Linked DNA regions of Homo sapiens: region 2 is linked to region 1. The links are chromatin loops, found by intact Hi-C in ENCODE. Cell type or tissue: thyroid gland. All regions are shown on one strand. Region 1 overlaps IQCE (IQ motif containing E). Region 2 overlaps TTYH3 (tweety family member 3).

Region 1 (5,000 bases):
GTTGCCCCGGGCACTCACACCCACTTTTCTCTCCCTGCTTCCTTCCCTGACAGGCGGCTGTGGTGCTTCAGGCAGCTTTCAGGGGACATCTCACGCGGACAAAGCTCTTAGCAAGCAAAGCACATGGCTCAGAGCCACCCAGCGTGCCAGGCCTCCCAGACCAGGTAATGTCGGGGTGCTGGACGTCCCAGTGGCCATCTGCAGAGCTGCTCGTCTCGCACTCCATCCATCGAGAAAGCGTAGGGCACCCCTCAGCCTCCACATCCCCGCCCGCCCAGCAGGCGTCCCCTGCGCTCCATCCCTGGCCACGCAGGCCATGCAGGCTTCTCTGCGCAGGCCCCTCTGCACAGGCCCCGGATGGATGTGGCGTTAGGGCCAGATTGCGTTAAGCTGCCGGAGAGTCAAGTAGCTCCATGAAGATGTAGCTAAAAACTACTAAAGACAGATGCAGGCCATTGCGGCCCCTCCTCTGTATTGAGGACCAGGTTTTTGTTTAAGAATCCCTATAGTAGGCCGGGCGCGGTGGCTCACACCTGTAATCCCAGCACTTTTGGAGGCCGAGGCAGGTGGATCACAAGGTCAGGAGATCGAGACCATCCTGGCTAACATGGTGAAACTCTGTCTCTACTAAAAACACAAAAAATTAGCCGGGCGTGGTGGCGGGCGCCCGCAGTCCCAGCTACTCAGGAGGCTGAGGCAGGAGAATGGGGTGAACCCGGAAGGCGGAGCTTACAGTGAGTCGAGATCACGCCACTGCACTCCAGCCTGGGCAACAGAGCGAGACTCCATCTCAAAAATAAATAAATAAGTAAATAAATAAATAAATAAATAAATAAATAGATAAATAAGAATCCCTACAGTTTAAAAATTCAGAACCTGCCACCAGGAGGCTGTTCACTGACCAGCAATTCCCGGGAGGCAGGGCCATCTGAAAAGGAAACTGAGCTCTTCCTGTCTCCCTGACGCCCAGGGTGCCCTGGGGGTTGAGTGCTGGGAGCCAGCAGGGGGCTGCCAAACAGTCGTCTTCCCTGCTGTCCTTGCACCCCAGAGCTCTCCTGTGCCCCGCGTTCCGAGCCCCATCGCCCAGGCCACGGGCAGCCCTGTGCAGGAGGAGGCCATCGTCATCATCCAGTCCGCTCTGCGGGCACACCTGGCCCGGGCCAGGCACAGGTGAGTCAGGGTCACGGGGACGTGGGACACAGACATGGCACGAGAGGCTGCCCACCGCACTGGGCCCGGAGCACTGGGTGCAGGGCATGTGGCGGAAACTGGAGCAGCGCCTGCCGCCTGCCAGCGGGACCTCGGTTTGGAGCCAGAGTAAAGGCTTCACATCCTGAGGACTCCCTGCTGCACCACGGACGTGGAGTGGGCTGGAAGGTGTGATCCTCGGGGGAGGCCTTTCCAGAGTCGCTTCTTCCCTACCGGGAGGAGATGAGAAGAGGAGCTTCACACACCGTGTAGCTCAGGTCACCATCAGTCTGTGGCCTGGCTTTTGGCTGTGCTGATAGGTCATCCCTGTGAAAGAAAACTGTGTTGTGACCTCCGTGTTGGACACGGCATATGACAGGCGACGCGTGCAGGGTCTAGATGGCAGCGTTCCCACAGGCCTCTTGGTGGGTTTGCTAGGACTCTCGGTTGCAGAAATCAAAACCCCTTGAAGTGAGCCTGGCCGGGGGGAGTTTACAGTAAGGGGAAGAGACGGCCCCGCTCCGTCACCCCCGTCTGCTTCACCCCGCATGGGGTTTGTTCCCCTCTTATCACAGACTGCTCTGGTTCTCAGCCTCTGTGGTGGAGCCGCGCGGCCACCCAGCACTTCCGAGTGGGCAGTTTCTCCCTCCAAGGCCGCATCTGCATCTCATGGTCCTGACCCCATGTGACCTGGGACACACTGTGGGCTCAGGAGTCAGGGACCCATCCCTGGGCGGCGAGCCCCAGCCAGGAGGTGGAGGGCCATGCAGCCTGCAAGCATGTCCCCGGGGAATGGCAGCTGGGCTGACCCAGACAGGAGACAGGGAACGGAGCCGTCTGAGGCCAGCTTATAAAACCATGCCGGCCTGACCTCAGCATGGTCCCCGAGGAGATGGACGGGGACGTGTCTGAGGCTCTTCACCGCCGGACGTTTCTGGACCCTGGGTGCATATTGGGTACAGCGCTGGTCGTGGGGCTCGGGACTGGCTCTGTGTTTGCTTTCATTGGAATACTTGCCTCCAAGCAAATTACTGAGGCTGCTGTAAACCTCAGAGAGGTTTGTACTCTCTAAAAGCAGAATCAGCTGGCGTTTTCTGTTTTTTTCCAGTGCTACCGGTAAAAGAACCACCACCGCAGCTTCTACCAGGAGGAGATCGGCTTCAGCCACACACGGGGACGCCTCCTCCCCACCCTTCCTCGCAGCTCTTCCTGGTAATTTCATTCATTTGGATTCTGGCACCAGGGCAGCTGGTCTGCTGAGGTCTCAGCCAAAGAGTGGCCACCTCCAGGAAGCCCGGGCTGTGTCGGGACGGAAGGGAGGAGTGTCCCATCTGGAGCTGCCTCTGAACTAAGCGTCGCCTTATGCCAGGAAGGCCCACAACAGGGCCCCGCCTTGGCCCAGCTTGTCCTTTGTGCCTGGAATTGCCGAGGTCCTTGCTGTCTTTATTTTTTGCTCTCAGCTCCAACAGGACCGAGGTGGCTTCCTCCTTCAGGCCAGCATTTCTCCTGTTTGTTTGTTGAGTAAAACCGTGTTATTGTTTCCTTTTCTACTTTGTTAAAGTCCAAAAACAGTCAGTGAAGAAGCCGCTGGCACTGCAGGATGCCACACCCTGGTGTGAGGCCTCATCCCTGCTCTGCCCGGAGCTGACGGGGATGCCCCAGCAGGCCCTGCCTTTCTCTGGCCGTCAGTCCCTTCATGTTTAAAGTAGAGAACGGGCTAGACAGCTGGAAAGCCACTCTCCACCCCAAATCTATGCTGCTCTGCGTGGACTTGAGATCCCGTGTCTTATCCTGCAATTAGAAACCCCCCATTGACACCTCCTGTAAAGGGAAGATGAGTGCGGAGGCACGCTGTTGAGACTCGGGACTGTCGGGAGATGGAGAAGGGCAGCCTTAAGACCCTGTTGAGGAGGGGAGTGTGGCGTGCGGGGCTGTTTCACGTGGGAAGTGTCAGGCGAAGGGCTTTGCTGTGCTGAGTCCTTAGGTCTCCAGGGTGGAGTCAGGGAAGGAGGAGAGAGAACAGCAAGGAAAACCACAAAGGAAGAGGCTCTTCTGAGCCCAAAGGGTGAGGGTGAGGAAGGCCAGGGGGTGAAGGAAGGGTGAGGCCTGCCCAGGACCCACATGCCTTAATTTGAATGTCCCTTCAGGACGGGCCCAGGGAGCCGGCAGCCCCCCAGTACCACTCCAGTAAGTGTGGGGGCCCGTGGCGGGCGGAGGCCTCGCTTTCCTGGGAGATCCCTCCTGTGCTGACGCGGAGTCACGGAGTTGGGAAGAGGCCGTTTTGAGGCCCGCATCAGACCTGGAGCCCGAGAGCCTTCCCTCCCCAGGGGGTCCCGCTAGGGGCTGTGTTTTAGAGAGTCTCCTGCACGAGCTAAGAACCGTATACCACGTTTGACCTGGAAATACCACGTATGAAATCACATTTTATTTTCATTTTTTAACCTAGTTTCGTCAGAGCTAGAAAACTTTGAACTTTGATATTCTCTCCAAAACTTCCATTTGTAAAGCTCAACACAAAGATGAGCAGCCTGGGGTTTCGGGGAGAATGTACAGACACGCAAAGCGGTCGGGCCGGCCTGTGACTCGTGGGCTCTGCAAAAGGCTTTCAGTTGTTCTCCGGGAGCCGATTCTACCGGCTTCGCCAGACCCTGCCTTTGGTGACCTTTAGAGGCTTTGATCAGGGCTAAAGCGTGCGTTGATGCTGCCCTTTTCTCTTGCTCAACGCAAGTGATTTTAAAGACGCAAGTTCATCCCCGTGACCCAGGGATTCAGCTTTATTGACCTAAGGAAATGTCTCTGTGAAAAGTATAAATCAAGCTTTTGTTTGAGCTGATTGGTTGTTTTTGAAGATAACCATGAAAGCTGTTTTTAATTTCATAAGGTTCCCCTTTAATATGAATTTTCTTGAAAGTTGCAGGAAAAAAAAGCTGACACAGTTACAGTATCTGCGGCATGGCCGAATTGCCATTTCCTTCCCTTTTTAAAATCTCACATGAGCAGTTCATTACTTTTTTACTTTCGTCTTTCAAGGCAGCGACACTCAGGCTCCCCGGCAAGGAGCTCTGGGGCTGCTGCTGTGGTAGGACCCGTCCCTTCTTCAGCTCTGGTACCCACCTCCATCCCGTCTGTAGGTGGCGTCCCATTCTAGAATGGATTAAAAGTTTGGAACGCTCTAGATGCTTAGGAAGGAGCATCCAAGGGGGAATGGCCGAGCAGCTTGCAAGCTCACAGCGATCCGTGCCTTGCCCCCTCCTGCCCTCTATACCAGTGGCCAGCGAGTTAACAGGGAAGTTGGCTTTTTTTTTTTTTTTTTTGAAGTGCAGTCTAGCTGTGTTGCCCAGGCTGGTCTGGAACTCCTGGGTTCAAGCCACCCTCCCACCTCGGCCTCCAGAGTCCTGGGGTTACAGGCATGAGCCACTGCACCCAGCAGAAACGCTCCTACACACGGGTAGCCACCCACCCAGGCCCCAGACTCCTGGACTGCTGCTGTGGGAATGGCTTTCAGGGAATGACTCCAGTGTGGACTCGAGGTTCCTCCATGCTGGCAAATGTCTGCTTTTGCAGGTGTTTTGACTGGGGGAAATGGTGAGAATACTCAGAGCTGAGTTTGAAGGTGAGGAGAGTGAGGCTTTCTGGCAGGTGTGTAAGTTGGTCCTGAGGCTGGAGAGTGAGGCTTTCTAGCAGGTGTGTAAGTTGGTCCTGAGGCTGGAGAGTGAGGCTTTCTGGCAGGTGTGTAAGTTGGTCCTGAGGCTGGAGAGTGAGGCTTTCTGGCAGGTGTGTAAGTTGGTCCTGAGGCTGGAGAGTGAGGCTTT
Region 2 (5,000 bases), 56 kb after region 1:
GAATCCATGCACCCAGACCCCTGTATGTGCCCGGGCCCCTGGGCATGTGGCCAGCAGGCCCTGCCCTGGAGGCACCAACTGCGTGTCAGGGGCGTGCACACGGACAGGCACGTGCCGGCGAGCACGTGAGCTTCTCCCGCTGGCCCCACGGTGGTGCGGGTGCCTGCTTGGGCTCCTTCAGGGGTCTGCGCGTCTGCCCCGTCCCGTCCAGTCCCGCCCCGTCCCGCCCCCATCCCCTCCCCTTGTGCTGCATGTCAGTGGAATGACGAGGCTCCGGGCCGTGGCTCCTCCCCCCACCCCCTCCGTGGCGTCCCCACAGGCTGCTCGAAACCTTCTTGGTGTCCCAGGAGGGCCCTCGGGGACCCGGGGAGCTCTGTGCCTCTGAGTCTGGGGACTATGGGGATGGGCCTGGGGCCCTGGGGTTCTGAAGCCCTCCTGGGATGGGAGCCAGCCTGCCAGGTCTCCTCACTGCCGCCGGCCCCTGACACGTGCCAGGCCTGTGGGTCCTTTGGCCTCAGCACATGCCTCGCACATGTGGGTTTCTCTGTGAGCACACACATGCATTCTCTTGCACACACACGTGCACTCAAGACCTTCACACTCCTGCCTGGACGAGGGCACCCACGAGGTGCAGGCCAGCTGCAGAGCCAGGCACAGGACAGCGCCCCCTGCAGCCGCCTCTGTTCCTAAGTCCAAGACCCCCAGGAGCCCACAGTTGGGTCCCCCACGGGAGGGGGGGCTGCATTGCTCCAGCCTCCTGTGTGGCTTAAGGGGCCCTCCTTCCATGGCGTGAAGGGGCAGAGTAGCCCGGGGGATGTCCTCAGGCTGGGGCCTCCGTACTCCTGCATGCTGTGGCCTGGCTGTAGGTGGACCCGGCCCTGAGCCCGGAGGAGGCCTTGGCCCGGCCCTGGAGGGTGGCTGGTTTGTGTCCTTCAGGTCCTGGGTGCGTAAGGTGCAGGTAGGGCCTTGGAGCTGTGGCTCCTGGGGGTGGCAGAACTCTGCCTGGCCCAATGCCCAAATGCCGCTGGTGTGGGCATGGGAGGCTGTGTGTACGCCCCTCCTCAGAGGAGACATCCCCTGTCCTGAGCCTGGAGAGTTCGGGGGCTGCCCCTCCCTCAGCCTCAGCCAGACCTAGAGCGCAGGGGCCCCCAGCCAGCGGCCCCTCCTTAGCCCCTCCCTATAGGCTCTGTCAGGGCACCCTGTACTGTCCCATTCTGCCCCCAGGGCTGTTGGCTCAGCCAAGTGAGGACCACGCGGAAGGCGCCCCTGGCTGCGTGCGCCATGCAGGGGCCCTGCTGATGCCTCCCCCTTGTCTCCCTCCAGTACACCTCCAGCATGAGAGCCAAATACCTCGCCACGAGCCAGCCTCGCCCTGACTCCAGCGGCAGCCACTAGACCGCGCCCGGCAGCCACCCACCCCACGTGCCAACTTCCCCTCCCCGTGCCAGCACTGCCGCTTCCACCTGGGCCACCCACCGGACCCTCGCACGCCGTGCCAGGCCTGCCCCAGACGCGTCTGCAGGCCGCTTGCCCTCCTGTCCCCTCCCCGCAGGGGCACAGTGGAGACGCAGGGGCTCTGGGCCCGTACCGCCAACTCGGGTCACACCTGAACGCTGCTGCCAGCCGATGCCCCAGCCCTGCACGCCACCCACTATCCCGGCACGCTCCCTCTGCAGATGGTCGCCGCACCTACAAGCCCTGGCCGCACCCAACCTGTGTTGTTGCCGCCCGGCCCTTCCCTCCACAGCTCTCCTTCCTCCCGCCCGGCACTTCTGTGGACCCCTTCTTAGTTCACAGGCACGGCTGGGGCCGCTCTGTGCTGGCGCCTGCTGGCCACTGAGGGACAGGGACACGTGCCACCTGCTCATCTCTGCCCTGAGGTCACCCCGTGGTCCCTCCACGTGCCCATCTCTCTGCAGTGCCCTCCTCGCCTGTGCAGCCCGCCCACCCACAGGCTCACCCCTCCTGCCGGCTGCCAGAGGCCCCCTCCAGCAGGGCCTCTCTCCGTTGCCCCAGCTTCACTCTCTCCCTCAGCACCTGCCCTGCTGGAGGCCCCAGCCCTCCGTGGACAGCAGGGGCCACGTGGAGCCCGGGCCGCTCACCCGCCACCCAGTGCTGGCCGCCTTCTTGGTGCCAAACCCCCTTCCCCCACCCAGAGACTGGGCAGCTGTGTCTGGTTCGTTCTTTGCACTAACCACATTTGTCATCTCTAGGGCAGGCTGGGGCTGCGGGCTGAGGGGGACCGCTGGCACCCCCCTTCCCTCCCTTCTTGGTTCCATTTCCATCCATGACAGGTACAGCATCCCAGGAGCCCGGCCTGAGGGGCTGGACCCGAGCCGGCTGTGAACATCCCTCAGCCCCTGCTGTCCCCCCTTGGGACTAACCACTAACCTCACCCCCAAACTCCACGGGTGCCCCTAGCTGGCCCAGAGCCGGCAGTGTGAGCCCAAGTCCGGGCTGGAGCCGAGGCCGGAGCAGCTGTCTGGGAGTCAAGGCTGCAGTAGCGTTTCTTCATGGGGTGCTCCAGGGGGTGCCACAGACCGACAGGCAGCCCAAGGGCCTGGACACCCCTCCCCAGGCAGGTGCTGCCCCAGGAGGACTGTCCTCGGGAATGAACCTCCCGCGGGCTTTGGACTGAGGTCCCTGTGGCCTCGGTCTCCTCCCCATGAAGTGGGAGCGAGGCTCCCCAATGGTGCTTTTGGCTTTAGTGTACGATGTTTGCTGTGCTTCCCGCCGTGGAGGGCAGAGCCACCCCACATCAGGATCGGACGTGCTACCCCTCCCGGTCCCGGCCCTGGCCCAGCCAGCCCAGCCCTCGAGGCTCGATGCCTGTGCCAAGGCCAGGGGCAGCCAGAGGGCAGCTGGATGGCCACGTGCAGGGGTCAAGGCTGGGCCCTGCAGTGGGGCGGGCCGCCAGCCCCAGCAGTTTACAGACGCATGGCTCTTCCTCCCAGAGCAGCCGGCAGCTACCTGGACCGGAAATGTCCTCATCCCCTCCCTGGGGCCAGGCTCTGCCCTGGCCTTCCTCTGTGAACCCCTCCTTTCTTTGTGCTGGTGTCTGGGACCAAAAAGGGGGAATATGGGAGGGCAGAGTGGGGAGGGGAGTCCATGGGCCTGGGGCCCCAAGCCGGGGCGTCTGAGCTCCCCAGGCATGACCAAACCTCAGTGGAGGGGCCTCTGCTTCAGGCCCCGCCTGGCTGACATTCTGAGCCCCCCTCGGAGGCCCCGCCACAGCCAACCTGCCCAGTCTTTCCTCTGGGCTTGACCCGCCAGGGGAGTTCTCCAGGCCTAGGGCCAGGAGAGAGGCCCTGGCACCCTGGCGTGGGTGCCCGCCAAACGCCCTGCGACCGCTCAGAAGCACAAATGCTGTCCATGGCCGTGAGGCTGCCTGCCAGGTGAATGGACATAGCGTGAGAGGCGGTGAGGCCAGGGCTTCCAGCCTCGTGCTGTCTCGGGACTCCTGACCGTGGTGTGCGTGTGTGCCCGTCTGTGACTTTCTACTCACCAAGGTTGAAGAAAGGAAACGGGGAAAATCAAAAGGGGTTCAAACCCCACCTCAGTAGGTGGAGGGGAGCGCCTGCCATTGGTTGTATTTTTGTTCTGAGTTTTCGGTGCCGTGTTCCTAACTACTCCATCCCATGACCTCGCCACACCTACTGGGGCATCTGGCTGGTGCCTGCTGCCATGGCCAGCCCCCACTCTCACCCTGCACAGGGGGTCTTGCAGCCCCCAGGCCCACAGCCTCGTTGGGAGGACAGGGTGGCCCTGGGGACAAGAGGGAGGAGCCCAGGGGCTTACCTCACTGAGAGTGCTCCCCAGCAGGCATCCACTACCCCAGGGCCCCCCACATGTCATGGCAAGGTTGGTAGTGAATGGGCCTGGTTGGGAGCAGCCCCTGGCCCATTGCCCACCCACCCATCTCACTATGCAATTCGAGTTCCAAGCAACATTTGCTCCTGCCCTGGGGCCAGCTCTGCCCCAGCCCTGAGAGGGGTGGTGAGGCAGCCCCCTGGACCCCAGAACCCCAGACAAGGGGGCAGGCGGGGGACCAGGGCCTCTCCTGTGGGATCTTTGTTTTGTGTTTAACCATAATGGTTGTGTACTGAACCACTTCATATTTGTTATATATAATATATATATATATAATCTCCTTAAGACTCAGCCTCCTGGTTTACCCCCCCGGCCTGGGCATCTGACCTCCCCCACCCCAGTGTGATTTAACATCCAGGAACTGAGGCCTGAACCATTTTGCATTTCCCCCTCCTCCAGCCTCTGTAGGGCCATGGCTGTATGTACTGTCGCTGTGTTTTTTTGTTTTTTTAGAACTGGGTTTGGGGGCTGATTTTTATTTCTTTGGGGGCTTTTTTTCTTGGCAAATACTAAAAATCTCGTCAATGTAATTTCTGTGGTTTCTATTCAGCTTGGGTTTCATGTTTTAAAATAAATTTTAAAAAGCAAGCCTCTCTTCCTGAGCTGCTTTGGCTCCTGGCTGGGCGCTGGTAGGGAGTCCACGGCTCCAGGCAGGGGCATTGGGGGAACAGGGGGACACTGAGGGTGGGGCCGACCAGGTCAGCTCCGAGGGGTCGGCTGGGCGGGGCCTCTTGTGGTTGCGGGCGGGGCCTCTCGGGGTTGTGGGCGGGTCTTCAGGGGTGGGCGGGGCCTCGGAGTGACTGGGCGGGGCGCCGGGGACAGGCTCTCCAGGGATGGGGTGGGCGGGGCGCCGGGGAAGGCTTTCCAGGGTTGGGGTGGGCAGGGCTTCTGGAATGAGTGGACGAAGGCCTTGCAAAATGGGTGGCCGAGGCCGGGCGCGGTGGCTCACGCCTTTAATCCCAGCACTTTGGGAGGCCGAGGTGGGCGGATCACGAGGTCAGGAGATCGAGACCATCCTGGCTAACACAGTGAAACCCCATCTCTACTAAAAATACAAAAAATTAGCTGGGCGTGGTGGCGGGCGCCTGTAGTCCCAGCTACTCGGGAGGCTGAGGCAGGAGAATGGCGTG

The links. Peaks named below come from ENCODE experiments on the same cell type or tissue, not always from the same donor. Only the 100,000 strongest peaks of a DNase experiment are listed, where the experiment ranks them.
Region 2: it touches region 1 in a loop (2.3-fold over the local background); 7 of 110 quality-filtered maps call a loop at or near these places.

What each region holds. Positions count from the first base shown.
Region 1 is chr7:2,604,828-2,609,827 of GRCh38, forward strand. It overlaps IQCE (IQ motif containing E), which reads left to right. Exons shown (of 22, transcript NM_152558.5): 19 at 54-164; 20 at 1,049-1,170; 21 at 2,297-2,400. Among named protein-coding and RNA genes, the nearest start is that of TTYH3, 25 kb to the right of the region's middle. In thyroid gland, no CTCF peak of the experiment used is centred here; a DNase peak (open chromatin) is centred at 2,487; H3K27ac peaks cover 1,896 bases.
Region 2 is chr7:2,660,345-2,665,344 of GRCh38, forward strand. It overlaps TTYH3 (tweety family member 3), which reads left to right. Exons shown (of 14, transcript NM_025250.3): 14 at 1,324-4,458. The coding sequence ends at 1,395. Among named protein-coding and RNA genes, the nearest start is that of AMZ1, 25 kb to the right of the region's middle. RefSeq lists enhancers at 1-309, 618-687, 768-867, 4,531-4,825. In thyroid gland, no CTCF peak of the experiment used is centred here; no DNase peak of the experiment used is centred here; H3K27ac peaks cover 663 bases.